2 separate regions of the Homo sapiens genome follow, and region 2 is linked to region 1. The links are chromatin loops, found by intact Hi-C in ENCODE. Cell type or tissue: ascending aorta. All regions are shown on one strand. Links, peaks and the distances in the headings refer to the core of each region. The heading gives the core; the rest is flanking DNA. Region 1 overlaps DLGAP1 (DLG associated protein 1). Region 2 overlaps DLGAP1 (DLG associated protein 1).

Region 1 (2,924 bases), core at 223-2,722:
CATCAATATCTGCAAAATCATAGATTTGATATCTCAGTTTCATTTTCACTATTGCTCAAATAATGCATAACAATAAAAAGCCTATACATTTGCATTGGCTAAAGTAATTTATCACCAGTGGTATGTGAACTGCACCATGGAAAACAGATATATTTTCAATTTTTCAATCTTTAATAATCTGAAAACTTGATTCTCTCAGTTTATTCAGATAGAGGAATACATAGTTATGATTTCTATACTATTAGCCTTTTTTACCAATATAATTAATTTTAATAATATATTTTGTTTGACATATCTAAATATAAATTTCAACATGTACTAAATATAACAATTATTAATGAGAAATATTACATTCTTTTGGCTTTGTACTAAACATTTGAAATGTGCTGTACATTTTTCACTTATAGCCTATGCAATTAAAATGCTATATTTTTATTAGGAATATTTAATCTAAATAGATATCTTAAAATTTACATTTGAAAAAAATAGATTCAGATACCTAAGTTGTTACAAGCATACGTAAAAGTTTTCAGTGACTGAATTGAGTATCAATCAGTTTTAAAATTTAAATCAGTGAAATTAATTAAAATGAAATGAAAATTTAGAAACTCCATTTCTCAGTCACACTGGCCACATTTCAAGTAGAAAGCCTTTGTTTTTAATTCACTTTGTCCTAAAGCTGCAAGTAGAATTTCTACATCTTATCAGAATTGACTTGTTTAAAATATTTTTCAATTAAAACATAATACAAAGCCACTTAGATATGTAAAATTTAAAAATTCTCCCTTTTCTCTCTTCCATCTTTACTGTTTTCCCCAAATTCGAGATCAAATTAATAAATATATTTAAAATGTTTCTAACTTTAAAAGTTAAGTATTGAATTAGGCTTACTTAGACTTCACTTGTAATACAGTATTTCTTACATGTCTAACATAATAGGTGCTCAAAAATATTAGGTAATTTGTCTCCGTTTATTAGATCAGGAATTATTTAATAGTATCTAAACTTTTACTTTTGCTTTTACCCATTTATGAAAAAAAATCATTCCAGCTTAGCATGCTTTAATATCTTATTGGGATAAATAAATAAATAAGATTAAATATCTAAATAATTTACAGAAAGATATCTTACATTCTCTATAGCAAAACACTGATGAATACAGTGTATATATTGAAAGTAAATCTTGGTGGTTTTTTTTTTTTTACTCACGTTGCACCAAAGCGAGAGAACACTAGGGGGCAGTGTGGTTAGAGCAGAACTCTCAAGAGGCTTGGAAAGGTGCGCTGAAATCACCAACAGCTGGTGCGATAAATGGGGTCTAATAGCAAGAAAAGAATGCATTCGTTTAACTTTACTTTGTGAAGTTACGTGGCCCACATGCATATTATTCACAAGGTCTTGGAAGAGACGCTTTGTTCAAACCCTGAGCCCATAAGTTTAGGGACAAGCTCTTCCTGGAAAGGTCTTTCTTACGGAATTTTCTGTCCCGAAGAAGATACAAAAGAGTAGAGCATTGCCAGAGAGTAACAATTCATAAATACTAACCCCAAGTGCCAGTATAATATTTAGTTCCTACCTCATTTTAACCTTCACTTGTATCCACCATTCCTTCTATTTTCTTCTATTCACCCGGGCTTCTTTGCAGCACAGTCATTTTAAGAATATTCTGAGAGCATCTTAGCTCTCACTCCATTTCAGCTCAGTGAATTCTAAGGCAACAAAAGTGTATTAAGTAATTAATCCATAATGCCAGCCACTACCTAAAAAAAGGATAAGGCCAAAGCTAAAAAAAAAAAAAATCAAAAGCTAGGAAAACTTATTAACATTTTCTAAAATTACATTGTTGTTGCCTATTTTAAGGGCATGAGTAGTGACTTTATGCTACATTTTGCAAAAAGTATTGAGCATAATCTATAGATACTTAATGTATGATGAGGTAAACATTTACACCTCAGACTCAGAACAGGCAGACAGCTAAGTTCTCTCGCTTTTTAAATATGCAATGAATTTTCTAATAGTCAAGTAACAAATCTATTTCTCTTTTAGAAAATTAGAATCTATATGTATTAAAGAGCTGTGCTCCAAATTGTGAGTCTGGCCTACTTAAATTTGAATAAATCATTCTAGAGAGTTGACATTATTTAGTTTTGAACAATTCTTGAAGTCTTTTTGGACTTTATAATTTAGCAGCAGGTGGTTCTGGTCATTTTAAAAGTCCGTGATTAATGTAACTAATCCTAGTTAGTGTTTAGTCATCTCTTCAGATCTTTTGTACCTGGAATTTCTAGAGCCTATTTGCCTGAAATTGTATAAATAATAAATGGTTTGCTGTCCTCTATATAGTGGCAAGCATCCAGGTTTCTGCAACTCGAAATTTCAGCTCCTCTCAGCTTCTATCAGGTTTGAGATATTTTTAGCCGCACTCTGTCAGTCAGAATCCCATGAAAGAGAATCCCATTAAGAGAGTTGAGGTGAATTTAGAGAAGGGTCTGTTTATAGAGCAGGGAGCAGGGTTAAGAAAATACAGCCAGAGAGGCCGAGGTACCCAGAGACAAGCACAGTGGGAAGCCCTCGCCACTCTAGGCCTGAAGAGTCAGATGAAGGGAAGGAACGGGGTCCCCAAGCCTATGGGCACTAGAGCTGTGGACAGGCTGCCATCGCAGAGGGGCAGATTGCTGCTGAAACACCAGCACAGGGAGGAAGTGGCACAGAAGGACCCAGAGCTGTCTCCCCCACCCTCGGCACCCCAGCCAGGGCCTTGCCTGGATCACCCGGTGCCAGGCAGGGAAAAGCCAAGCACTGGGGAAGGTGGCCTAGGAAAGGGAGGGTCACAGGCCACTGAACATTCTCACTCTTAATAAACAGAGTTTTACGCTTCAAGGGGGTCTCTGTGGTTCTTCTCTCCTTATCTTTTTACTTCACTC
Region 2 (2,924 bases), core at 242-2,741, 85 kb after region 1:
CTAAAAGAAAAGAGCGAGTTTCCTTCATTTGCATTTCCCCCACAGAACTTAACACAGTAGGTGCTCTGACAACAGTTATTGATGTGAATTGACATTGTCTCACCTAAAACAACAAAACATATGAGGTAAAGCATTAGAGTTGTTGGGAGCACAAGAAATCTTATTTTGGTTTATTAAAGTTTAGATATCCATAAAGAACAGATTAATATGTAACAAACTTTATTTCCAAAATATAAATGAGTCAAGAAGAATAAATCCTTTGTTGTTTCTTGGGGCATTAAATACCATACATCAGCAGTTTCAAAACTTCAGCACATATCAGCCTGAAGCGCTTACTAAAACACAATTTTTGATTCGACAGGACTTGAATCTGAGAATTTGCATTCTAACAAGCTCCCAAGTGATGCTGCTGCTGTGGGCCCAGGGACCCACTTTGATAACCAACTGCCATTGAGTGACTTTTCACTGCTGTATGCTAATTTGACATTAAGTAAATATTCAACCTCTGGCACATGCTGAGCCTATAGCAGCTAAGTAGATGTATCAATTCACATCTTTGGCAGCCCAGCTGCAATAAGAGAGGAAGGAGAAGTGCTATGATTCAGTAAAAGGAATCAAGTCTTGTTCATTTCAGTTCCTGCTAAATAGTTCACAAAAGAGCCATCAATCAGCTCATTAGAAAACTGACTTGGATTGCTTTTCTGTAGGATTGAAAATTTATGTAATGCCCTTGCTGGGTGATTCAATTAGCTAGAGCATACCATGTCACCACACACCCCACAATGAGATATATTCTAGTCACTGAACAACTTGAAAATGAGCAAACAACTTCCTAGTTATTCCAAATGTTCTAATCCATCTACTGACAGAGTCTAGGGAATACATTTCTCCTGATAATCATATAAAATGAAAGTTCCAATTATGAGGGGAAAAGAAGAAACTTTCTTTAAATAAAGATCCAATCTTGATTTATTTGCATGACTAATACCTCTATTCCCTTCCCTTACCCTCAGAAAAAGGGTTTATTTAATTCATTTGAGATAATTTATGCAAAATCAATTCATTCAACAAATTTTATTGATTACAGTTGATAAGCCAACTACTGTGCAAAAAGTAATCAAATATGTATAAGATCCAGACTTCATCCTAAAGAACTGCACAAAAACTGCACCCTAAACATGGCTCGAAGTAGGTGCCCAGTCAACGCTTTTGTCCTCAGGGAGAACACAAGTTTACCTGATAGGCATTTACCATCTAAAACTTTCTAACAGGAATTTGCTCTGTTTGTACTCATCTAAGGCTTTCTCAACTCGCAGCTGGAGAAATTAAACTCTAGAGTGTTTAAATGTCTTATCCTCCAGCAGTTCGTGGGCCAAAACCAGGATTAGAACTATGACTCCTTCTAATTCCCAGCAAGCAATGATCCTTACAGGTTTTATAGAAATCTTGTCCCACCTCCACCCAGCCTTCTCTGTTGGTGGCTCATTTTTTTTAGACACTGTTGATGTCATCAGAAAGATTCCTATTCTAATTTTCTGCAATATTTTTATATATTTAGAAAATGAGGTATCCCTTCCCAACCCTTTATTTTTGTCCAAGAAAGGAGGTGAGTCACTCCATTGAAGCTTGCTACAAATACAGCTCCATAATCAACTTCCCCCGGACACCGCAAAGGCAGGCACTAGCAGATGGCAATGATTCCGAATCGCCAATTTTGCCCTTTTGCCAAGCAGCCATTTTCAGTTTTCATTGTTCTGGAGTTCACTAAGAAGATGGAAAAACTTCACTTCACCTGAGGTCACCTACCCAAATGTTTCTGTTTTGTCCTAGCTAAATGGCTATTGAATTTGAATTTGGCCTATAGGAAGCAGCAGGCTTTAATGGATGAAAATTTTGGTCTCAGACTACTTGTTCATTTGTTTCCTTAAATCCAGACATCACTCTCCATGCTTTGTCTTAAATCATCAAATTTCTCTCTCTTAATTTCCTCTCATTCTGCAGTGGATAATAGTAGTAATACAGAAATTGCCATCAAATGTATTACCTTCTCACTACTTGGAAAATGGAGATGTAGGGAGACAGCTATCCTCAGTTTAGTAAGATAAAACTCCAAATCACTGCTTTTGTGACTCTCTTTAGCATTTGAATAATAATGTGATAATCCACATGCTCATTGGAAAGAGGATATTTTCATTATTCCTTAATATTAGCCAGGGATACTAGATAGCCGACAGCAGGTATTCATTTTCGTAGTCCAACTATTAACTTGTAAAAGTTTTTAATCATGAAAAAAATGGCAAATGATGACTTCCTGTTCCTATGCTTCTCGGAAGGACACTCTCAGGAACTTCTCATTGAACCCATAAGAAATGACACTAGATCAAGAAAGCTGCAGTTTTTTCTGTGTGATTCCTGAACTTAAATTGACTTAAAAATAGGTTGTGGGGAGTGTATTTTTTCTCAAAAACTCAAAATTGCTTAAACATATTATCTAGGCAAGAGAAAATTATGTAGGTAATAATCTAATATGGAGTTTTCCAGAATTCTAGGTAAATAGAAAGGTGAAGTTCATTGAAAGTGTCTTTTAAGATGGGCAGTCAACAACAACCAACCAGTGGTGTGCAATACACTGGAAAGACACCAAAAATAGAGCATGTATATGATCCCTGCTGTTCAAAGAATTTTCCGTCTATTGACTGTTGCACTATTTATTTGAAGAATCAAGAGAAAGAGAAAGAGAGAAAGAGTTTTTATTTTAACCACTATCTCAGTGAAATAAAAGTAATTATCATCACTAATTAATAAAAAAATCAAAAGCAAGAAAAGAACCCTAATCAATAATATCAACAAATTAGTATCCAGTGTTCTTGGGTGTTAGTACTAGACAGTCGGTCCCTTTTGGAACACAGCTTGAGACTTACAAA

The links. Peaks named below come from ENCODE experiments on the same cell type or tissue, not always from the same donor. Only the 100,000 strongest peaks of a DNase experiment are listed, where the experiment ranks them.
Region 2: a loop joins it to region 1, with 2.4 times the contacts of the local background. A loop is called at or near these places in 6 of 110 quality-filtered maps.

Annotation. Positions count from the first base shown.
Region 1 is chr18:3,994,002-3,996,925 of GRCh38, reverse strand. All of the region lies in intron 3 of DLGAP1 (DLG associated protein 1), which reads left to right. It overlaps DLGAP1-AS4 (DLGAP1 antisense RNA 4), which reads right to left. Exons shown (of 5, transcript NR_102696.1): 3 at 1,577-1,709; 4 at 1,210-1,318. Among named protein-coding and RNA genes, the nearest start is that of DLGAP1-AS4, 33 kb to the right of the region's middle. In ascending aorta, for the core only: a CTCF peak has its summit at 1,231 (motif pointing right); a DNase peak (open chromatin) is centred at 1,255; H3K4me3 peaks cover 838 bases.
Region 2 is chr18:3,909,431-3,912,354 of GRCh38, reverse strand. All of the region lies in intron 3 of DLGAP1 (DLG associated protein 1), which reads left to right. Among named protein-coding and RNA genes, the nearest start is that of MIR6718, 26 kb to the right of the region's middle. In ascending aorta, for the core only: no CTCF peak of the experiment used is centred there; DNase peaks (open chromatin) are centred at 1,426 and 1,674; H3K27ac peaks cover 1,888 bases.